2 separate regions of the Mus musculus genome follow, and region 2 is linked to region 1. Evidence: chromatin loops called from intact Hi-C (ENCODE). Cell type or tissue: heart. All regions are shown on one strand. Links, peaks and the distances in the headings refer to the core of each region. The heading gives the core; the rest is flanking DNA. Region 1 holds the start of Ttc25 (tetratricopeptide repeat domain 25). Region 2 holds the start of Hap1 (huntingtin-associated protein 1).

Region 1 (11,996 bases), core at 2,693-10,692:
TTTTGTTGTTGTTTTTTTTTTTTTTTTTTTTTTTGGTTTTTCGAAACAGGGTTTCTCTGTATAGCCCTGGCTGTCCTGGAACTCACTTTGTAGACCAGGCTGGCCTGGAACTCAGAAATCCGCCTGCCTCTGCCTCCCAAGTGCTGGGATTAAAGGCGTGCGCCACCACGCCCGGCTGGAAGAATCTTTAGGAGGAGGAGCCTATCGTCAGGAAGTTACACTGTCTGGGGCATGCCTTCCAATGGGGGTGGGGGGCACTGGAATCTCTGCCCCTTCCTCTTTTGTTACTTCCTGGCCATCTCTGTCCTACTGGGTGCTCCCCAAACAATGTTCTGCCTCACCAGCAGGCCCTGAAACAATAGGGTTACCTGAATACCTATGAAATCTCTGAAACTTTAAGCCAAAATAAAAAAAAATTTTTTTGAAACAGTGTCTCACTGCATAATCCTGGCTATCTCAGAACTTGCTACATGGACCAGGCTGGCCTTAAAGTCACAGAGACCCACCTGCTCTGCCTCTGCCTCCTCCTCTGGTGGGATGAAAGATATGAGCCACGGTACCAGACCAGCATCGTTCGTTCCTACTTACAGGCTGATTATCTCAAGTGTTCTATCACAGTGATGTGAGGTCGACAAAGAAGTCCACACACACACACAAAAGTGGGGACCCTGTGTGTGAACTTCTTGGGTTCAGATATGAGCAGAAGCCTGTTGCCTAGCCTCCTGGACCTCAGTCGAGTGAGAACGCTGTGTTTCTATAGGTCTGGGTTGGCTGCATTCCAAGACAGGCTGTCCCTTGAGCTCCCACCCACTGCCCCCAGCCCTGCCGGCCACGGGCCTGAGACCTTCATCCAGAAGGAGCTTCTCCAGATACTCCTTGTCCACGTACAGCTCCCCGAGCAGCTGCCGCACGGTCTTCTCGCTCTTGAGCGAGCCCTTCCGCTTGATTTCATGCTTGGTGCTGTACGAGAGTTGCTTTATAGGCAGATGCTTCTGTTGGGCTTTCTTACTCTGGAAAATGGAAATGGAGGGACATTCAGAGGAGCCTCAGTAAGGAGCTCAGAGCGAAGCACTCGGGAGGCAGAGGCAGGTGGATTTCTGAGTTCGAGGCCAGCCTGGTCTACAGAGTGACTTCCAGGACAGCCAGGGCTACACAGAGAAACTCTGTCTCAAAAACAAAACAAAACAAAACAAAACAAAACAAAACAAAACAAACAAAAAAAGGAGCTCAGAGCATGTGGGGTGGATCGAGAGTCTAAGACTCCAAAGTCCTGCTCCTACAAGACTCTCTGTGGCCCTGAGAACCGTGAAATATGCTTGGTTGGGTCTAGCTGGATTCCCAAGATACCTCTGGAGCCGAGGCCGAATCTCACGGTGGCCCAAGATGGGCAGAAGTGAGATGTTCCCAGTGGACTGTTAGTAGGGTTTTGAAGGTCCACGTGCTCTCAGAACCAGGCCCCTTACCTCAGCTTGCTTGCTTAAGAAGGAGAGGTCGCCTTTGTTCTCCAGCTTGATTGAAGAAGGACCTGCAGGACAGAGGCTGGGACTGAGCAGGGCCAAGCCCCTCAGGCATGACCGATCACATACTTTTATGTGGAAATGGCTGCCTTTGGCAAGGAGATGGCAGAGGCCTTGGCAGAGGTGGCTGCAAGCCACCCTAATACCAGAATGGTGCAGGGTGGTTGGTAAAACACTGTCCTAGACACTAGGTGGGCCCCCCACTAGCCCAAAGCCACAGCAGCCAGATTTCCAAATACAGAGAGATCTGGGATGAAGGGAGACTCTGTCATGTGCTATTTCCACACTTTGCTATCCACAGGGACAAGTTCTCCTTCACTTCCCTCTTCCCTCTGCCGTGGAGCTGGTGGATAAAACTAACCCTTGGGTACTTGTATGGTGGCGGAGGAGCCAACCTCAGAAAGGCTGGACTCAGAACCCAACTCTAGTTTATGTATGACTTCAGAAAGGACAGCTTCAAAGCAGCCCACCTAGCATGGCTAGAAGGTCACTCCTCAGAATTTTGACCTGTGACCTCAGCAACAGCCAAGTCTAAGTGTGAGAGTCCCCCGGTGGTAGCTGCTTGCCCTCTGCACCCTTGACCTTGCTGAGCCTTCCTAGATAAAGGCACAGCCCCTCGCTCACTCACTTCCCACCGAGTTGTTGATGGCTTCCTGGGCCTTCTGAATTCCTACTTTGAATTCCCGATCAGGTCTCAGTTTGTAGCCTCGATGATAGAACACCAGGGCAAACTCAAAGTCTCCCATGGTGTACAGTGTCTCAGCCTTCTGTAAGATCCCCTGGAATGAAAGACAGTCAAACCCAGGTGGAGAGCCAAGACCTTAAAGGACTTGCACGGTAGCATGGAAGGGTCCCAGGTTGAAGGTCAAGGCTGGAGGTCAAGGTTGGCCTGCGAGAGGCAGGGAGGCACTGAGGAGGAAAGGGCATCAGACACTAAGTGACCCAGCTGGTTCTTCAACTCCCAGTAACCAGAGTCTGCTGCAATGGAAATGGCGAAAGCAAGACTGAGCCCTCCCATCCGGCAGTCACCTTGCAGAAAGTCGGGTCGTTCCGAAGTGAGGCCTCAGCATCGTTCAAGGACTTCTCTAAGTCTCCCATCTTCAGGTAGCATTTGGAGCGGGCAACCAGGCAGTTCTTATCTCCACTTTGAAGGTGAAGAGCCTGCCAAAGGGAAGTGCAGATTCCAGGAGGAGCAAGGCGGCACCCTGACCCAGAAGGGTGGCAGTTTCAAGGGGACCCTCCAGGTCAGTACATGGACTCCTGCCTCTGAGTCTCATCAGATGCAAGCAGCCCAACCCATTGGCTCAGCGAACGTGAACATCTCTATCTGTATGTGGCTGATCTCGGAGAAGGCTCTATCTCGGCTACTGAGGAAGCCACTGGCTAAGACGTAGGAACTGGCTGGGCTGAGGATCTGTGACTTTCTGCCAAATCCTTCCAGCAGTACAACTACAAGATGGTTTATGTCGATCAAGTTCAAGAAACCTGAGTTGGCTGCACACATTTGCAATGTAAATGTCAAAGGCTAACGTAAACAGAATAGATTTCAGGACTATCTAAAACTCGGGTCACTCATCCCCGAGCCTTTGTGTGCAAGGCCTAGAATGCAGAGTTTTATGAGTGTTGGAGCAAGTTCTCTCTACCTTTGAGTTATACCTAGTCCGAGTCTTCTCTTTTTCTCCTTCCCTCCTTCCCTCTCTGTCTTTCTGGTTTGTTGGAGTTTCGTTGTTGTTTGGTGTGGAGATATAATTTCAAACTGTAGCCTTGACTGGCCTGGAGCTTGCTATGTAGATAGACCAAGTTGGTCTCAAGTACTCTGCCAAGCTCAGGTATGTACCACCCATGCCCACCCTCCTCTTATTTCTTCACTTCTTCAGTCTTTGGAGTAGCCGGGATTATGGATGTATGCTGTCACACCTGGCTTGAGCCACCATCTCCACCATCTTATTCTTCCTCCTCCTCCCCTCCCTCCTCCTCCCCTCCCTCCTCCTCCTCCTCCTTCTTCATGTAGTAAACTGAGAATTATCACTATTTTGGGGAACTAAGACACAGATGTGAGGAAGACAGAAGCCATCTGGAGGCCCTAGTGTAAGGATGGGCACTTCTCTCACACACACACACACCTCCCCCACCATGTCCCGAAATCTTCCTTCCTTCCTTTCTTTTTTTAAAAATTAATTTCGTGTGCGTGTTGGCCCATGTGGTTCTATGCATGCAACAGTGTGCATGTACAGCTCAGAGAACAACTTATAAGACTTGGTTCAATTTCAGCCAATCAGACTTGGCCAAAAGTACCTTTCTCCTCTGTGCCATCTTTGTCTGTATATTTCTTGAGACAGAGCCTCACATAATCCACGATGGCCTCAAACACATTATGTAGCTGAGGCTGCCCCTGTACTCCTGATCTTCTTGCCTTAGCTCCCCTAAATGCTAGGACGACAAGCAGAGTCATCACATCCAGCTATGTCCTGTCCCCTTCGGACTGAGATTGTTACAGCTGTGGTGAATGTCTGCCCTGGTCCAGGGGTAACCAAGACAGAAGAGAACATTGCCCCAAGGGAAGGTGGCTCTGCACTAGAAACTGGTGCCAGGAAAGACAGACGTGATCCCCTAGGCGTCAGACCAAGTCTGCCCTCTCTAAGACCTTCCTTCTTTTCTAGGAAGAGGAAGCAGCTGCTATCTTTCCTAGAATGGGAGGGCTTCCTAACCTGCCCTTGGGGCCATCTTTACTTTCTGTCTCAGCTTCTCTAGGACCAGATTGCTCCATGAGAGAGGGGAACTGGCGGAACTCCTAACTCCATATGCCCATCAGGTCGTCATTTCTCTTAGAGGCTGTGACTAGGGAAAGAGGTGAAAGATTGGGGGATGGTAGAGAAGCTGGACTTGAGGGAAGTCTTGGGATTGGTTAGTGGGCTGACACTCCGTTTAAGGGTTTGCTTTAATTTGGTTCTTTGGAAACAGTTTTGCCAGTTTAGCTCAGGCGTGTCTTGAACTCACTATGTAGCCCTGGCCAGCCCCAAACTCAAAATCCTCCTGTCTCAGCACCCTGAATATTGGGATTTACAAGTACCACCATGCCCCGATGCTATGCCAAGTAGAGCTGGGTGTGGTGGTGCACGCCTTCAGTTCTCAGGTGTGTACTGAGGAGGCAGAGGCGGGAGGATCTCTGAGTTCGAAATAACCCAGTCTACAGAGCAAATTCCAGGATGGTCAGGGCTATACAGAGAAGTCCCGTCTTGAGAAAGGAAGGAAGAAAGAAGGAAGGAAGAAAGGAAGGAAGGAAGGAAGGAAGGAAGGAAGGAAGGAAGGAAGGAAGGAAGGAGGCTATGGGCTCCTCATGTTACTCAGAAGAAGAGCAACTGGCAAGCATGTGGGGTCGGAGCACCAGCACCCCAAAAGAAAAGTATAGTTTCTAGCAAAGGAAATGGTTATTCTGTTCTGGAGGCAGGATCTCCAGTATTCCACGCTGGCCCTGACCTTGCTAAGTAGCCATAGATGATCTTAAATCTCTGTTCCTTCTCTCTCTCTACCTGCCAGCTGCTGGGACTGAAAGTGTGGGACAACACACTCAAAAGCAGGATCAAACCAGGGCTTCATGCACACAAGGCAAACACTCTACCCAGCTAAGCACTGTCTCCAGCCCTGCAAAGGAAAAGGTTATCAGAACACCTTGCAGTCTGGAGGTTGGCACCCCAGGCAACTGGAGTCTGAATGCTTGGCTCACAGGATCCTTCCTCCACTACTCCAGCTAGTTCAGTGCAGTGACCTTGGGCATGTTACCTAACTTTTATATTCACTTCCTCATATATACAAAGAAAACAATAGTAACCCCTTCCGCTCCCCGACATCCTAGACGGACACACACTGCTTAGAGCAGTGAGTCTAATATCCTAAAACGACTCCCAATCCCTGTAGGGTACAATGGTGTAATTTTCAATAAGGTTACTACAGTACGCCCTAACTTCACCGACAACTTTCTTACAGGCAAGCCTGTGCCAAAGACTTCTACATTTAGCTTCTTGGGCAATCTGTGGCTAAGGATGGGAGACTGAATTTATCAAGAGAAAGGTAATCATGAAACATTTAATGATTGGTCACATTATGTCTCCAACTGGCAGGCATTAGTGAGAAACTATAAGAGAAAATGGCAAAAGTCAGGGTTTATGTGTGACAGTGGCATATCATGGGAACCAGGAGTATGATATCCACAAAATGGACCTCAGGGCTGCTGGTGATGAAAAAAAAATGGTAATTGGGTGGGACTGGAGATTTTTTAGCAGCTAAGAACACTAACTGACTGACTGCCTGCTCTTCCAGAGGACCCAGGTTCAAGTCCCAGCACCTACATGGCAGCTCACACCCCTCAGTCCATTTCCACACTCTAAGAGGGAAGTATGCATGTGGTCCATGCATGCTGGCAAAACACCCATCACATACAAATATTTTTCTTTAAGTGGTGAAGTGTGTGTGTGTGTGTGGTGGGGGGTGGTATCGTGTTGATTTATTGGTTAACAGCACTTACTATTCCTGTAGAGGACCCAGATCTGGATCCCAGCACCCATTTGGTGCTACATAACTGCCTGTAACTCCAGTTCCAAGGGATCCAGTTCCCTCTTCTGGCTTCCAAAAGTACCAGGCATGCATGTGGTATACATACACACAAATCTTTCATCAACAACACAATGGTGGTGGGTCCAGGTAGCAAGCTGGGGTTCCATCATTCCAGAGGCCAACTGCAAGATAGGGAGTTGGCCTCCAGAGGACATAAGGAGGGCACCTTCCTTTCAAATCATAAGTTGGGAATGAGGGTGCACATTGGAAGTCATCTCTCAGGAAGTAGGGGTAGTTCGAGACCACCCTGGTCTACAGAACAAGTGTCTATCTCAAAAGAGGAGCGGAGGCGGGGAGGAGGTTGAGAGAGGAAAGAAGAGAAAAAAAGAAGAGGGGAGAGGAGAAGGAAGGGGAAGGGAAAGAAGAAGGGGAGGAGGAAGAGAGGGAAAGGGAGGAGGGGAAAAGAGGAAGGCAACACAGTAATAGGATCAAAGCGCAACTCACGTTGGTAAAGCTTTGAATGGCCTTAGTGAACTCCCCGCACAGATAAAGCCTCTCCCCCTCTGCCATGTAAGAGGGAAAAGTGCTTCTTAAGATATCACCGTCCGACATGGTCACCCTACTTTTGGAAATTCTGAAGCAGATTCAGAAAGGAAAAGAGGCTGGAGAATCGCCGGCTTGTTTTGGGACAGCCCGGTCTCTTAGCAACCTAGAGAGATAGTCTAACTTCCGGTCCCTCCCCTCCCCTCCCCTGGCGGTGTTAGGCCTCCGGGTGAGCCCGCCCAGCGTGCTCATGCGCCTGTGTCGCCACGCTGCGCACACCGGTCAGACAAGTGCTGAGCGCGTGGCCGGCGGCTGCAGGACGCTGGCGCTCCAGAGTGATCGCTGTTTGCTTGTAGGTTGCTTCTCCCCTCCAGTTGCCACGTGGAAAGCCTCGCAGACAAAGCAAGCCAAGAAAATGAGAATTGGAGGCAAAATTCCAAGTAGGATTAAGGCTTAAGCACTCCAGGTCCCATTAGGAAGGAGAGAGAATTTTGGAACCGGAGTCAGAGGGCTTGGGCAGCCTTCTCTCTTGTCACTTCTTAGCTGCGTGATCCTTGACCAAGCACATTAGGGAACTGAAAAGTACGCGTTCTACCTGCCAAATGAACAGGAAAATAATAGAGCCCTCAGGGACGTGAGGATTTGCATGAGAATGCAATGGAAAGTGTGATGGGTTTAGCTTTCAATGTCACATAGTTATGGAACACTTGCTAATAGCAAGTCTAAACTAAGGTCTAGCCTGACATAATTCTGCAGCCATTCAGGAGTAATGGCTGTGGGGATAACTCAGTTGGTAAAGCGCATGCTAAGCATGCAGCTCTCTGTTTCAGTTCCCCCAACCCTGGTACAGCCCAGTGTGATGGCACCATCTTGTATTAGCCAGCCCTGGAGAGACAGAAAGACATGCATTCCTGAAGTGTCCCCTGGCATCTACATTCACATGTGCACAAGCACACACATGTTCACACACACACACACACACACACACACCACACAGACACAGCAGTACCTCTAAGTACCCATAATATCTTAGATAGCTAGCTCAGTTAACTGCCTCAACTATATTGGTTTTTTAAAACAGTCTTGGAGTTATACATGATTTTGAGCCACCACTTGGGTGCTAGGAGTTAAACCTGGGTCTTCTGCAAGAGCACCAGTGCTCTTAATCCCTGAGCCATCTCTCCAGCCCAGAATCTTGTCTTAAACTGTCTTTCCAGAATTCAGCTGAGCCAGGCTTGGTGGCCTGGGTCTTTAATTTTCTTACTCCAGAGACAGAGGTAGGAGGTTGGTTGTGAGATACAGGCTTTCTGGTCTCCATAACAAGTTCCAGGCCAGCCCTGGCTACACAGCGAGTTTCAAACACAAAAACAGAAACAGGATCCAGCTTAATGGGCATGTATTAGGAACAGAATCCAGCACACAGTAGGAGCAAAGCAAACCGTTTTCAGTCTCTAAAAAAGATGTCCTTACTGGCAAATGTATAAACACAAATGAGCACAACATCTGTAATTCTAGCACTTGAGAGACTGAAGCAGGATTGCCACAAGTTCAAGGCAGCCTCAGTTACATAGTGAGGTGAAGGCCAGCCCAAGTAACAGGGGAGTCTCTGTCTCAAGCCACCATAACTGATTACTTGGGAAAATGTGGTAAAGTCAGAGACTTTCATTAGTGCCAATACCCTTGTTGGTTGTTGATGTTGTTGTTCTTTTGTTTTGTTTTGTTTTGTTTTTCGAGACAGGGTTTCTCTGTGTAGCCCTGGCTGTCCTGGAACTCACTCTGTAGACCAGGCTGATCTCCAACTCAGAAATCTGCCTGCCTCTGTCTCCCAAGTGCTGGGATTAAAGACAAATGCCACCAATGCCCGACTATTGTAGTTATTTTTTAAGATTTATTTATTTTATGTATTTTAAGTACACTATAGCTGTCTTCAGACACACCAGAAGAGGGCATCAGATCTCATTACAGATGGTTGTGAGCCACCATGTGGTTGCTGGGATTTGAACTCAGGACCTTCGGAAGAGCAGTCAGTGCTCTTATCTGCTGAGCCATCTCTCCAGCCCTGTTGTAGTTTTTAAAAGTTTTTCAAGATTACCATTGGGGGAAATGACAAAGGAATACCTAAGCCAGGTATGGTTATGGTGGTGTACACAGACAGTCCCAGGACAGAGAAAGAGGGTAGCCTGGAGCTCAAGGATAGCCAGGACCACTTAGCAAGGCTTTATATCAAAAGGAAAACAAACCAAGCAAACAAGAATACACAAGGTTAGCCGGGCGTGGTGGTGCACGCCTTTAATCCCAGCACTTGGGAGGCAGAGGCAGGCAGATTTCTGAGTTTGAGGCCAGCCTGGTCTACAAAGTGAGTTCCAGGACAGCCAGGGCTACACAGAGAAACCCTGTCTCGAAAAACCAAAAAAAAAAAAAAAAAAAAAAAAAAAAAAGAATACATAAGGTTCCTTTATAACTGCACATTGATCTGCAGTTTGATTTAGAAGATGACTGTCTTTTGGCGGGCTGGGGAGATGGCTCAGTGATTAAAAGTGTGTGCTCATCATGTACTGGATCAGTGTTTCATTCCCAGCGTCCATGTCTGGTGGTTCACAGTCCCCTGCAGCTCCAGTCCTCGTGAGATCTGCTGCCGCTGGCCTCCTAGCACGGCTGCATTTGATTCCTCAAGAGTCCAGAGAAGGTAAAGCTGCCCTTTTCTGAAGATATTTGTTACTCAAGAGTGAGAGGTGTGTGTGTGTGTGTGTGTGTGTGTGTGTGTGTGTGTATACACTACCATGTTCATGCTGGAACTTGAACCTGGGTCCTGTGGAAGAGTAGTCATTGTTCTTAACTGCTGAGCTATCCCTCCAGCTGAGAGAGAGAGAGAGAGAGAGAGAGAGAGAGAGAGAGAGAGAGAGAGAGAAACATGCATACATAGAAGTTTTATTTGTAGTAGGCACAAACTAGAAATATTCCTATGCTATGTGAAAAGTTTGTCATATAATGAGTTACTACTCAGAAGGAAAAAAAATGCTCTGACATGTGTTTAATATAGGTGACTCTTCAAAAAAAGAAAAAAAAGATTCCACGAGCTGTGTATTGTAGCACTCTACTGTAAAGCCAGCCGTTGGAAGACCGAGGAAGAAGAACTGGTAGACTGAATCTAGCCCGGGCTATATGGAGAGCTCTCCTGATCCCTTGACATAAAATATCACAATGATAGTAAAATTAGATATAAAATTCTAGGAAATGTAAATCAATCGATACTTTCCCGAATACAAATAGTGGTTGCCTAGGAAGTCACCTGGGGGTGACAGGTTTGGGAGGGGTAGGCTACAGAGAAGTCATTAGGGAATGTTTGGAGATGAAAATGATGTGTGTAGCCCGGTGGTGCTAATGGGTTCTTGGATGGCCACATGTGGTAGAACTCACAGACTTACTCAAATGACTTCTGTGCAGGTCTCTTGTTAGCCCTGCCCCTTTTCATTCAGTGCTAGAGATCAAACCTAGGACCGAGCCCATGCTACCAAGCAGTCTACCATCATCTCTCTGTCCCTAGCTCTATTTCCCCTTTTTATTTTGTGTCATTGGCTGATTGATGATGGACTGGACGACAGACAGTGTCACATGTACCATTGGCTGATTGATGATGGACTGGACGACAGTGTCACATGTGCCATTGGCTGATTGATGATAGACTGGACGACAGTGTCACATGTGCCATTGGCTGATTGATGATGGACTGGACAACAGTGTCACATGTGCCATTGGCTGATTGATGATGGACTGGACGACAGACAGTGTCACATGTACCATTGGCTGATTGATGTTGGACTGGACGACAGTGTTACATGTACCCATCTGCTCTTGAGGTCCTTGAGGAGCTGAGGATGACCTTGCACTTGCCGTCCTGGTTCCCAGCTTTGGAATGCTGGGATTGCAGGTATGTACTGCCACACCAGGTTCATGTGTTGTCAGAGAGCAAACCCAGGATTTGGGGCATGCTAGGCAAGCCGCCTATCAACTGGGCTACGTGGATAGCCTTTTTCTTTGTATTTTTAGAACAGGGTGCTAAATTTCCCTAGGCTGGCCTTGTAATTCTTCTCTCTCTCTCTCTCTCTCTCTCTCTCTCTCTCTCTCTCCCCCCTCTGCCCCAGATAAGCTTTGAGCTGGCAAATCCACTGCCTCTGTCTCCAGAGTAGCTGGGATTACCATCTCTCCAGGCCCAGCTCCCAAGTGCAGTTTACCATACATTAATTACATTTCAATGAAGCTATTTTATTGTATGTGAATAGGAGTTTTTCTTGCTTGCATGTGTATCTGTGCACCATTTGCCCAGATACTGGGACCAGAAAAGGCCACCAGAAGCCCTGGTACCATAAAGTTAGTTAAAGATAGTTGTAGCTGCCATGTGGGTGCTAGGAATTGAATTCATGTCCTCTAGAAGAGCATCTGGTGCTTCAGCAGGTTAAAACCTCTGAGCCATTTCTCCAACCTGGAGTTAGCAATTTTACCTGTTACACTCACTGTTGTGGAGATCTTTCTTTCTTTCTTTCTTTCTTTCTTTCTTTCTTTCTTTCTTTCTTTCTTTCTTTCTCTTTCTTTCTAACATTGAGAACAGTTTTATTACAGTTTCAAAGAAAAATCCCAGGGCAGACAACTGTACATGTGAGCAGCTGCCAGGAAGAGGGAGACAGATAAGAAAAAGAAAAGGTCACGGCCTTTGAGTTCAGCCAGCATGGAAGTCAGCCACGCAGTGGACAAACGGCTGCATGTCAGAGATGGGAGCTCTGGAGAAAGAATAACAAGGCATAAAGCACGGGAGGAGGCATACGTGGGCTCTAGCTAGAAACTAAAAGGAAAAGGTAAAAGCTGTAGGGGGGTTGGAAGGGGGGTGGAGTGCGTGCTTTTAATTCAAGCACTAGGGAGGCAGAGGCAGGAGGAGCTCTGTGAGTTTGAGGCCGGCTTGATCTACGTAGCAAACTCCAGGACATCCAGGAATACATAGATAAATCCTGTCTCAAACAACAACAGAGAGAGAGAGAGAGAGAGAGAGAGAGAGAGAGAGAGAGAGAGAGAGAGAGAGAGAGAGAGAGAGAGAGAGAGAGTAGCAGAGGAGAAGAAGAAAGAAAAGTCTTATCTTTCTGACTCAGAAAGTCTAGGTCAGGGCAGACCCTGCACAGCCTTATGGTGGCTCCAGGACTGCCATTTATTTGGCTTTTGGAATAGGACTTGTCTAGAGAGCACAAGCTATCTTAGAATTCACAATCTTTCTGCCTCAGTTTTCTGAATACTGGGATCGCAGACAGGTGCCATCATGCCTAGCTCCACTGTTGCTGGTTCTTAATTTGTTTCTCCTAATGAGTAGAGATGTTGAGTATCTTCTCATGGGCTAATTAG
Region 2 (11,996 bases), core at 1,370-9,369, 190 kb after region 1:
TTTTGTTTTCCCGGAGACAAGTATCACTCAGTGAAGGAACTCTAGCCAGGCATAGCGTGCAAGCATGGCTCTCGCAGGCCCTGCCCTTCTCTCTTATATTCTATCCACCTTGCTAAAACAGTTAGATGGCATCCCGAAAGCTAGCCACTGAGGTCTGTCCCCTTATTTGTCCACTTCCTCTTTCTGAGGTTGACTACCAAGGCCCAGCTATCAAAGTGTGAAGTCCAGCCGTCAAAAGTGTACGGAAGTACACTGTCGCTGTCTCTCAGACACACCAGCAGAGGGCATCGGATCCTATTACAGATGGTTGTGAACCACTATGTGGTTGCTGGGATTTGAACTCAGGAAGAGCAGTCAATGTTCTTAACAACTGAGCCATCTCTCCAGCCCCAAATTATCATTTTCTTATGGACCACATCAGTCTCCTCTGTATTCAGAGGCAGTCATTTGTCCATCCTCCCGGTTAAATTCCCCTTTCCTTTCTCCCTTGTTCCCTTCCCCTTCTCCCTCATCCTCTATCTTTGTCTCTTATTCCTTGTCCCTTGTCCCTCTGAGGAAGAGAAATCTCCTTTGTGCTGAGAACTTGGTCTTAGGGGTCCTGAGTGGGTACCCATCCTTTCACTCATAGCCCAGGCTGCTTTAGTTTTTGATCTCCCTGCCTCTGCCTCTGGAGTGCTGGGATTGCTTACGAGTGCCTGCCACTGAGCTGAACCTCTGGCTTTCAGTTCTTTGCTCCTGTTTGTAGCTCCCCTCTGGCACATGATCCCTAAGACAGCAGAGATCTAGTCTCTTTGTTCACCAGTGTGTCCCAAATGCCTGTCATAATGCTTAATAAATGTTTCTTAGGGGTGAATAATGATCGAAAGATAAGTTAGAGGAGTGAGGTTAAAAAGGCACCAAGTCCACCAAAAACTAAGATGGATAATGTCTCTGGCCATAACAAAAGGCAAAGTTTATGTGTTTTACCTTCTCTGTAGTGACCCTGGCCTGATTCAACTCTCCACAGCTTTGTAGAGCTGTCTTAGGGTTAGCCAGGTGTAATGCCATGTACCTCGTGTTGGTTTGAATGAGAATGTCCTCTAGTGGGCTCGTAGGTTTGAATACTTGCTCGCAAATAGTTTGTGAACGGTTTGGAAAAGATTGGGAGCTGTGGCCTTGTTGGAAGAGGTGTGTCACTGGGAGTGGGCTTTGAGGTTTCAAAAGCTTATACCAGGTCCAGTCTCTCCATTTTCACTTTTCCCCACCCTTCTTCTCTCTGTGTATCAGGACGTAAATCTCTCAAGGCTCTCAGCGACTGCTCTGGTTGTTGGGGGGGTGGGGGTGGCGCTGAGTCTGGATTGACAGTATCCGTGGGGAAAGCTTCAAGAGCCTGTAACCCTGGTGTTGGGGGAATGGGGCTCAGGGGGAGAGAGGGAGGAGGGGAGGGGAGGGAGAGGGATAAGAGAGAATTCCCTGGGGGCTTGCTGGCCAGCCAGCCAAGCTGAAACATTCTAAGTTCCGGGTTCATTGAGACATCTGTGTCAAAGGAGTAAGGTGAAAAGCACGAGAGTTTTCCTCCAGCTTCTGGCCAGAGATGTGTTGCACACATACATTGCTGTTCATGTACAAACATGCACACACACAAATGCACAAGCACACACATTAGAATAGGTACTCGATGTGTTTGTTGAATGAATGAATAAATGAACAGAAATAAAGGGAAATGTTTTCAGGGGAAGGGCTTTAAGGCACCTTCTCATGTAGCCCGAGCTGGCCTCAAATGTTCTACATAATCCAGGTTGGCTTCAAATCTGCCACGGAGCCCAGGCTGGCCTTGAACTCATGATCCTTCCACCTCACTCCCAGGGGCTGGGATTGCAGACGTACATTACCACCTGTGGTAGAAAGTCATAGTGGAATGGCAGTGCCTCTTGACAGGGTGGGTACTGATGGAAGGGCACATTGATTCTTTCTGGGTTGTCTTTATTGGTCTGGACTGTGTGGAAACCTGACCTTGAATGCGTTAGGAGATGCTTTGCTAGGCAAAGACCTTGAGAATCAGCCCTGTCTATAGCTCAGACAAGGATGCTGGGAAGAAGTGGTGCCAGAGTTCTTTAGCTTAGATAAATGTGTGGATGAAGGGCTGTGCATCGCATGCATGCCTGGTGTGTATTCATCCAACACACATATTGAGTACCTATTCTAATGTGTGTATTTGTGTGTGTGCATGTATGGGTGTGTGTGTGTGTGTGTGTGTGTGTGTGTGTGTGTGTGTGTGTGTGTGTGTGCATGTTTGGACCTGTACAGCAATGTGGATGTACAGTACATGTACACCTCTGGCCAGAAGCTAGAATGTACCTGGACCCAGGATGGTGTAAGACAGGTGTGTGGGACGTGTGTTGGGGTATAGGGAGAGGCTGGCTAGCACAACAATCTGAGAAGAAGGGAGGAACACTCTGCTTGCAAAATAGACCATTGGTACAGAATGCGAACATTTGAAAAGCACTTAATGCTGGGCGGTGGTGGTGCACGCCTTTGATCCCAGCACTTGGAAGGCAGAGGCAGGCAGATTTCTGAGCTTGAGGCCAGCCTGGTCTACAAAATGAGTTCCAGGACAGCCAGGGCTATACAGAGAAACCCTGTCTCAAAAAACTAAAAAAAGAAAAAAAGAAAAAAGAAAAAGAAAAAGAGAAAGAAAAAGAAAAAGAAAAAAAAGAACTTAAGGTTTTCTTTTAGAGGTCTGGTCTTGCTCTGTAACCTTGGCTGCCTGGAACTAGCTATGTTTGAGGGGTATTTAAAAGGCAAATTCAAGCTGGGTGTGACTTGTAATTCCAGCTCAAGAAAGTCTGAAGCAAGAGAATTGAGGCCAGCCTAGGCAACATAGTGAATTTTAAGCTAGCCTGGACTACAGAGTGAGACCCTCTTTCAAAAGCAAAACAAAATTGGGGCGTGTTGGGGATTGGAGAGATGGCTCAGTGGGTGAGAACATAGGCTGCTCTTTCAGGGTTCTGCTCCCAGTTCACAGCCATCTGTAATTCCAGGTCCAGGGGATCCGATGCCCTCTTCTGGCCTCTGTGGAAAACAGGCATGGTAGTGGTGCCCAGATATACAAGCAAGCAAAACACTCATATGCACAAATAAAACTGTATGTCTGTGTGTGTGTATACATACATACATACATACATACATGTGTGTGCGCATGTGTAAACTGTCTCGGTCTGCGTGTAAACATAAAGGCTTGTGTTTGGATCCCTAGCATCCACATGAAGGTCTGGTATGGTGGCACCTGTCTGTAAACCCCGGGGCTGAGGGGTAGGGTGGAGTTAAGTGGATGTCTTGGGGAATCGCTGGCCAGACAGTCTAGTCAAAGTGCTGAACTCCAGATTCAGTGAGGAACCTTGTCTCAAAAAATAAGGTGGCAAGGGACGGACAACAACTGATGTTGACATGGACACCTTCATACACCAGATATAAAAAATAAATAAATAAATATTTTAAAAAACGTAAAGTCAATAGCCTTGTCCACTGGAGGATGGTGGAGAATGGAGAACATCAAGAACGATTTTGAGACTTGAGTCCATGAGTCATCCATCTCCCTTTAGCCTGTCTCCCAGTCTAAAAGCACAGAAATGGCTACTGCCCTCCCTAGCTCCCACCCCTTAAACCAGTTCATTCAGGACTGAGAGCCAGCTTCCAAAGTAGCCATTTTTCTGGGGAGCATACGTCCGTCCATGAGCTGAAGAGCACGGGTAAAGTCGTGGAGACCGACATCGATCAGTTCAGACCCTGGGATAACGGATGTTTTGGTGTGTGTGTGTGTGTGTGTGTGTGTGTGTGTGTGTGTGTGTACACGGGGATCTTGAAGAGTCGTCACAGCGAAACATTTAAGCAGGATCCCCTCCGAAGATGTTCTTTTTGGAATGTTTGAAGAACAGAACAGGTGCTTGCTTGGACTGTAGGGCTTGAGAATTAGGGTTGGAAATAAAGAACGAGTGAACGCACTAAGATGGAAGACGTCCAGGGGCGAGCGCGAGAGTGAGAGGGACCTGTGGATGACACGCAACACGTTGAAAGCCATACCGGAGTTTGGATTTCTCGCTTAGTCTACCTGGGAAGGCACAGGCGTACTGCCTCGATTCTCAGGTCACCTCGGTCTGTACACAATGTTGGGTAGGGCAACACAGAAAGCCCCTGGAAGCTGGGGTGGCGGGAGCGCGCGCGGGGGGCTGAAGGGGGGGTTGTTTCTAGGCAGAAGCTACGGGTCCCTCTACTCAAGTCCAGGGAAGCGGCGGCTTTGGACAGAACCATTCTCAGAAGATGGAAGGGAAGAGAAATCCATCACCGTGGACTCGACCCCACGGAATAAGCTAGGCACTAGTTCATCTCTTTCTTTCTTCTTCTTTTATTTACTTCCTATCTCGTCACCACTGGCTGCTTTCTTGCAGGATCCTGAGTCCTCGGCACCACTAACTGATCAACGGTCACCCCTAGCGCCACGCGTGGTACAGCCCAGTGGAGCCCGCTCCGAGCACAGGTTATAAAGCCCCGGCTGCGGCAGCGGACTGCGGAGTCAAGATGCGCCCGAAAGAGCAGGTGCAGAGCGGTGCGGGAGACGGGACAGGGTCGGGGGACCCAGCAGCAGGCACCCCCACGACCCAGCCTGCAGTTGGTCCCGCTCCGGAGCCCTCGGCGGAGCCCAAACCTGCTCCAGCGCAGGGAACCGGGTCCGGACAAAAATCAGGATCCCGAACCAAGACAGGAAGCTTTTGTCGGTCCATGATCATTGGTGATTCGGACGCACCATGGACCCGCTACGTATTCCAGGGGCCTTACGGTCCCCGGGCCACTGGCCTGGGCACTGGAAAGGCCGAGGGAATCTGGAAGACACCAGCCGCGTACATCGGCCGGAGGCCCGGCGTGTCCGGCCCTGAGCGTGCGGCGTTTATTCGAGAGCTGCAGGAAGGTAAACTGAGTCTCGGGGATCCCGCATTGGGCACTATTTGGGCATCTCCAGGTAGGAGGGGGTGCACCGACTCAGGCGCCCCGCCCCCTTGTGGCTCTTAGTTCCACCTTTCCACCACCCCCGCGAGACCACAGTCTGCGGTGCCGGTTTGGTTTCTCTTTCCCCATCTCCCCCCCCCCCTTTTCCGGTTTCCCGATTATTGTGGGTGCGTCAGGTCCAGAGCTCTCTCGCGCTCTCCGCCCGCCTCTTCGCGCCTGTTGCTGTGGCAGATCTGCGCACTCTCAGTGCCCCCTCCCCGTCTACCGCAGTGCCAGCAGAGGGGCGGGGGCTGCGGGTGCGCTTTGAGCCTGCGCTAGCCCGCAGGAACCAGCCTGCGTGGGTGGGTAGAGGTGTGTGTGTAGGGGAGCCTTTGACCACTACTTGTCCTCAGGGGGTCTGGGTCGTACTTTTCCGAAGCTGGAATGAAGAGGGAGGAGTGGGCGGGGCACTGGGCTTCTGTCCCTCCTCTTCTGGGCGGGGGCAATTTTAGGCTCAGGTGCCCGCTTCTGGGTGCTGAAGAAGTCTACTTGGCCCTCCTGTGACAAGCAACAGGTTTAGGATGGGTGACTGCATTTGTTTTTATGATCGAGGAGACTCCAGTGATGGCTAAGATGCCGATTGGGGGTGGGCATGATGAGCCCAGTATTTTCCCTGACTTCTTATCTCGAGGGGCCCAGAGACCCAGGGGTCTTGAGAGTCCAGTTCCTGAGCCCAGAGGATGGTTTTGCCTTTACAGCATCCAGGCCCCTCCTGAGAAAGCAGGAGTGGGGAGATCCGGAGCTGTGGAGAGGGTGTTAGGGCCAGATGGAGTGCAGTCTCACAATCTTTGTTGTGAGGGGTGTAGTGGTCTATGGGCAGCCTCGGCTCCTTTCCCTGACCCACTTGGGCCTTTCCTCCTGCAGCGTTGTGTCCTAATCCACCACCCACGAAGAAGATCACCGAAGATGATGTCAAAGTGATGTTGTATTTGCTGGAAGAGGTGGGTACCGCCTTCCTCACTCAGGCCAGCCCTCATTTTAACTCTGCCCTACAGGACTTCGGGCTTTTGTCTGTTTTCTTCTTGCCTGGGAGCCAACTTGAAGGCCCCTTTCCTGGAAGGCAAGTAGATTACAGAGGACCAATCTGGACTGATCTTATCAGACCCAGGAGATGGTTAATAGTCTTTGGTACTTGGATGACTGGGTGCTGGAGAGATAGTCTTCTTGTGACCTAGCCCTGGTTTCTCCCTCCTGTTTGGGAGGTCCCGGAAACTTCGAAGGAATTGGAATGGTTGGCTCTTCTTTTGCAGAAAGAACGGGACCTGAACACAGCCGCCCGGATCGGCCAGTCCCTGGTGAAACAGAACAGTGTCTTGATGGAGGAGAATAATAAGCTGGAAACCATGCTGGGCTCAGCCAGGGAGGAGGTATCTGGGTTCCTAAGGACCAGGGAGAGTTCCGTGTGTCCCCTCCCCAGACTAGCACCCGTTCTGCCCCCTTGTGCTCATCTTTCCGTGGCTTCTCTCCCCTGCCCTAGATTTTACATCTCCGGAAGCAGGTGAACCTGCGAGATGACCTTCTTCAGCTCTACTCAGACTCTGATGACGATGATGATGAGGAAGACGAGGAAGACGAGGAAGAGGGCGAAGAGGAGGAACGAGAAGGACAGAGGGATCAAGACCAGCAGCACGACCACCCCTATGGTGCCCCCAAGCCGTACGTGTTCGGCCTTTGTGCCCGGGATCATCCGTTCTCTGAGCCTCAGTTGCTCGTTTATAAATGGGCATGGGCCTGCTGACACTGTCATTGCTGGGGAAGCCTTGGGGACTGGGATCCTCCAGCCCTTACAGTCTGACTCTCATCATCGCCCTCCCCCCCCTGCCAGACACCCTAAGGCTGAGACAGCGCACCGCTGCCCACAGCTGGAAACCCTGCAGCAGAAGCTCAGGCTTCTGGAGGAAGAGAACGACCACCTGCGAGAGGAGGTGAGGACAGTGAGGAGGGCGCGCCCTTGGGCAGGGGATGGTGACAGCCTCACCCCTTCCTTTTTCCCTTCCTCCAGGCCTCCCACCTTGACAACCTGGAGGACGAAGAGCAGATGCTCATTCTGGAATGTGTGGAGCAGTTCTGTACGTGTGACACCGTTAATTCAGAGGAGGGCACTGTCCCAAGAGATGAGAGGATGAGCTAAGGGTTTGGAGCCTGGAGAGCAGAGCTGAGGTCCTGGCTCTGGGACTTGGCCGCTGTGGTAGCCCAGACAGATTCCTTGGTTTCCCTGAACCTTCATCTTTAGAATGAGGACTGATAGCCACGGCCTGCTCCTCATCTTCTCAGGGTTTTGAGAACCATTGTTGAGCGTGGTGGAAGCTCACCTGGAACCTCAGCACTCAGGAGTCAGAGACAGGAGGGTCAGGTGTTGAAGACCACCTAATGTGGGACTCTGGAGAGAGGGGGGACAGGCGGGGAGAGCACGCGCCCAGGAAGGGTAGAGCACTGCAGAACACATAGAGGCCATTAGGGTCTGTCTATTATTTGGAACAGTCCAAGCTGGCAGGGTGGACAGGATGGCAGGGAGGAAGCCAGGAGCTGCCAGAGCCTGGGCACTTAGGGCTGAGACAGTTCACAGTCACACACTGATTCTAGGCTGTGCCTAGCACCAAGTTAGCCTTCGTCAGTCCCTGAGGACCTCAAGCCTACCCACTGAGATGCAGATTCAAAGGGATATATAGCATCTGGCTTATGCTCTTTCCAAATCTCATCTCTGTCCTTCTTTCCCCTGCAAGCCACAGCTGGCAAGTCTCAGTGTCTCTAGCCCAGGACACCTCATAATATATAATGGGGTCTCTCTACCCATCCAGGTCCCTTTTTACCCAGCCAGGATGAGTTTCTGTGACAAAAATTCCAAAATGGCTTCCCATTGGTCCAAGGATAACGGCAACCCCTTCCCCCATCTCTGCGATCTGGTCTCTGCTCACTGCCCTGCCCCTCCCCCTCCCCCCTGCCCATTCCCTGCATCTTCCTTCTCGGTGTGGTGGGGCTTCCATAGCCAGAGGCTCCTTCCAGAGCCCTTCCCAGATTCTGCAGCACTGAGTTGGTCACATGCTCCACCTCTGGGACCCTTTCCTCTTCTCTTCCCTTGACACTGGCTCCATTGTACCTCATTCTATTGGGGTTGAGAGTGCCTGGTGTGGACAAGGGATCAGGTCTTACCAAGACATTCTCCAGTCCCCTGCTCTGTGTCAATAAATGATTCTCCAAAAAGAAGACCTGGGGGAAGAATGCCAAAGTCCAGAGGGACCTCTGTGGGGGTGACGGGACCGAGACTCAGAGCCAGGCTGATCTGTGCTTGTCCTATAGCTGAAGCCAGCCAGCAGATGGCAGAGCTATCGGAAGTGCTGGTGTTGAGGCTGGAAGGCTATGAGAGGCAGCAGAAAGAGATCACTCAGCTGCAGGCCGAGATCACCAAGCTACAACAGCGTTGTCAGTCTGTAAGCTGCTCTGTCAGGCCCAAAGCCCTTCCCTGTGTAGGCATCAGAGTTGGCAGAGATGACGGGAGAGCTGTTCATCCTGCCCAGCCACGTCCCTAACCAAGTCCACCCAGAGAGAATCCTACACACTCCCAAAACCAGGCTGCATGACCCCCACTTTATGACTCCTGTTCCTTGTGACTGTCAGAGACTCTGATATGGGAAGACTGGTGGGGTAGGAGGTGCAGGAGTGGGAGGCCTTGGGGGGGTGTGTCTCACACCTCATGGTTTTTTTTACAGTATGGGGCCCAGACAGAGAAACTGCAGCAGATGCTGGCCTCAGAGAAGGGGATCCACTCGGAGGTGAGGTTCTATGATTCCTAGGCAAAGATCTGGAATGCAGGCCCCCCGGAGGGACAACTTGGCTCTCCAAAGAAGACAAGCAAGTTGCAGGCAGAGCCTTACTGCCCTCCACCCTGACTGGCCCACGGTCCAGCAGATATCAGCTCGTTTGAGGTCTGGAGAGGGTAGAGATCAGGATCTTGGCCAGGGTCACCCAGAATCGCACTGTTTGGGTCTGGAGCTGGGGTCGTTGCTTGTGCCTAAAGCAAGAGCAGGCAGAGTGCCTGACTGGAAACCCCTGGTCCTAGCAGAGCCTGCGAGCTGGCTCCTACATGCAGGATTATGGGAGCAGGCCTCGTGACCGCCAGGAGGATGGGAAGAGTCATCGCCAGCGCTCCTCCATGCCCGCAGGCTCTGTCACCCACTATGGATACAGTGTGCCTCTGGTGAGGGTGCTCTTTTTACCTCGGTGTGCCCTGGGTTTCAGCCCTGCTGGCTGATTTCTGCCTTCAGATTATTTCTTCTGAGTGTTGGGGTGGAATGTCTCCCCTCTTTGCTGTAGGATGCACTTCCAAGTTTCCCAGAGACACTGGCTGAGGAGCTCCGAACATCTCTGAGGAAGTTCATCACTGACCCTGCGTATTTCATGGAGAGGTGTGTGTAGCTGGGATCCTCAGGCTTGCCTGGTTCAGCCATGCTCACTTTGGTCCACCCAGTGCCAACTACCTTTTCTGAGTGGAGAATGGTTGACACTAATGTTCTGACCTCCTAATGTTCAGGCATCCTTCCTGCCTCCTTATCCTGCCTCGCTCACACTGCCTAGCTCTGCGGACTCTGCATGGGGATCAGTCATTTCCACCTGAGACTTTTTTCTTTCTCTTCCTTCCTTTCTTTCTTCCTTCCTTCCTTCCTTCCTTCCTTCCTTCCTTCCTTCCTTCCTTCCTTCCTTCCTCCTCCTCCCCTCCCTCCTCCCCTCCTTTCCTCCTTCTCCTCTCCTCCCCATCCTCCTCCTCCCCTCCTCTTCCTCTTCCTCTTCCTCCCCCTCCCCATCTTCTTCTCTTCCTTCTTTTTTTTTTTAAAGATTTATTTCTTTATTTTACGTATATGAGTACACACTGCAGCTGTACAGATATTTGTGAGCCTTCATCTTGTTGTTGGGAATTGAATTTAGGACCTCTGCCCACTCTGGTCAACCCTGCTCGCTCTGGTAGACCCTGCTTGTTCTGGCCCAAAGATTTATTTATTATTATACATAAGTACACTGTAGCTGTCTTCAGACACACCAGAAGAGGGCGTCAGATCTCATTACGGGTGGTTGTGAGCCACCATGTGGTTGCTGGGATTTGAACTCAGGACCTCTGGAAGAGCAGTCAGTGCTCTTACCTGCTGAGCCATCTCACCAGCCTTCTCCTTTTTGAGGCTGGATTTCTCTGTGTAGCCCTGGCTGTCCTGGAACTCACTCTGTAGACCAGGCTGGCCCCGAACTTAGAGATCTGCCTGCCTCTGCCTTCCCAGGACAGGTGCCACCATGCCTGTGCTCCCTGTGAGTTTTCAATGTTTATGGCCCAAGGAATTTGCAGTTTGAGTTTCCTCAGTGTTCCGAAGGTCCTGATCTCTGTTAAGGATTTAATGAGATGGTTGGTGGGGGGGAGACATCAAACGTGGGGTGACCTGGCTAAGGTCCCCACCCCCCATCATCTGTCTTCACATTTCAGCCGCCAGACAACCCCTTGTTGCTGGTTCTGTAAGCGGAAAAACGCTGAGAAATCTGTGTTTTTTGGGGGGGGCGGCTGCTCATCTGCTGGTTGTTTTGGGAATGGCTGTGCCCTCTCCATTCAGATCTCACCTTCTAGGTGGCTTTTTACTCAATGTGGCTGGAGATGAAGGTGAATAGCCCTGGGACCCAGTCCCAGTTTGGCTGCTTTGGGTTCTTTGGGCAAGCCATCTGACCCATCTGAGCCTTACTATAATGGATTTATTTCTATGACAACTGGCTCTGGGATGAGATATCCCAGTTGCTCTGCTCTAGGCTGAAGGGTGGGAGTGAAGAGGAAGGAACCTCCTTGGTATTGATAACCCTCATTCCTCCTGCTGGGGGCGTGGGCTGGCATTTTGGAAGCCTCCACAATGATGCCCTCTTCCCTCACTCCTAGCTGGGACAGCTGAGGTGGGGGACTATCAGGGTGTGTGGAGTGAAGTGTTGGGGTGGCCCGTGTGGAAAGACGTCACTGTCTCCTTGCCTAGACGTGACACTCACTGCAGGGAGGGGCGGAAGAAGGAGCAGAGGGCGATGCCACCCCCACCGGCTCAAGATCTCAAGCCACCTGAAGATTTTGAGGCTCCAGAGGAGTTGGTTCCTGAGGAGGAGCTGGGGGCCATCGAAGAGGTGGGGACAGCTGAGGATGGGCAGGCAGAAGAGAACGAGCAGGCGTCTGAGGAGACCGAGGCCTGGGAGGAGGTGGAACCGGAGGTGGACGAGACCACAAGGATGAATGTGGTGGTCTCCGCCCTGGAGGCCAGTGGCCTGGGCCCTTCCCACCTGGACATGAAGTATGTCCTCCAGCAACTGTCCAACTGGCAGGACGCCCACTCTAAGCGGCAGCAGAAGCAGAAGGTGGTCCCAAAAGGTGAGTGTTCCCGCAGAGGACACCCTCCTGCCAGTGGGACAAGCTTTCGATCATCAACCATATGAGAGGTGAGAGTAGGTGAACATCCACCCCCTCCCCAGTGATCGCTTACCTTAACTAGGTCCCACCCAGTGTGCTGATTTGCATGGACTTTGCATACGATTTACATACTATTTACATAGTTGCCTCCAGTCCCCCTTGGCTAGAACTGCTGCCTCAGTGTTTATTTATGCAAAATCTGCTTACAAGTCCAGCTGTCCGTCCACCTTCTTCCTTGGGGGGCTGAACTGGGAATCAGGGTTGGGCTATACACACCTTTGTACCTCAACTTCCTATCTCTGCCCTATCCTTCATCCCGAATTCCTCTACCCACCAAGACTCCCCAACCCCGCAGCAGCAAACAAACATGGGGGGCGGGATCCTGGAGCAGCAGCCCAGAGTGCCGACCCAGGACTCTCAGAGGCTGGAGGAGGACAGGGCCACTCACTCTCCCAGTGCCAGGGAGGAAGAGGGGCCTTCTGGGGCCACCTAGGCCTGGAACGAAGGCCTCTGCCAGCAAGGGCCACAGTTGGACCATTCCCCCGGGTGAGTGTGGGGCTCC

Evidence for each region. Peaks named below come from ENCODE experiments on the same cell type or tissue, not always from the same donor. Only the 100,000 strongest peaks of a DNase experiment are listed, where the experiment ranks them.
Region 2: a loop joins it to region 1, with 2.9 times the contacts of the local background. A loop is called at or near these places in 9 of 42 quality-filtered maps.

What each region holds. Positions count from the first base shown.
Region 1 is chr11:100,540,485-100,552,480 of GRCm38, reverse strand. Ttc25 (tetratricopeptide repeat domain 25) reads right to left here and starts at 6,873. Exons shown (of 12, transcript NM_028918.3): 1 at 6,573-6,873; 2 at 2,547-2,678; 3 at 2,146-2,296; 4 at 1,464-1,525; 5 at 845-1,010. The coding sequence starts at 6,680. In heart, for the core only: a CTCF peak has its summit at 6,903; a DNase peak (open chromatin) is centred at 6,850; H3K4me3 peaks cover 1,426 bases; H3K27ac peaks cover 2,113 bases.
Region 2 is chr11:100,348,636-100,360,631 of GRCm38, reverse strand. Hap1 (huntingtin-associated protein 1) reads left to right here and starts at 4,491. Exons shown (of 13, transcript NM_177981.2): 1 at 4,491-4,942; 2 at 5,884-5,960; 3 at 6,270-6,386; 4 at 6,497-6,675; 5 at 6,845-6,944; 6 at 7,022-7,088; 7 at 8,317-8,447; 8 at 8,727-8,789; 9 at 9,080-9,214; 10 at 9,331-9,422; 11 at 11,013-11,395; 12 at 11,773-11,980. The coding sequence starts at 4,555. The coding sequence ends at 11,927. In heart, for the core only: CTCF peaks have their summits at 3,057 (motif pointing left), 5,029 (motif pointing left) and 8,326 (motif pointing right); DNase peaks (open chromatin) are centred at 4,231, 4,571, 5,181 and 5,371; H3K4me3 peaks cover 2,648 bases; H3K27ac peaks cover 1,843 bases; H3K27me3 peaks cover 4,732 bases.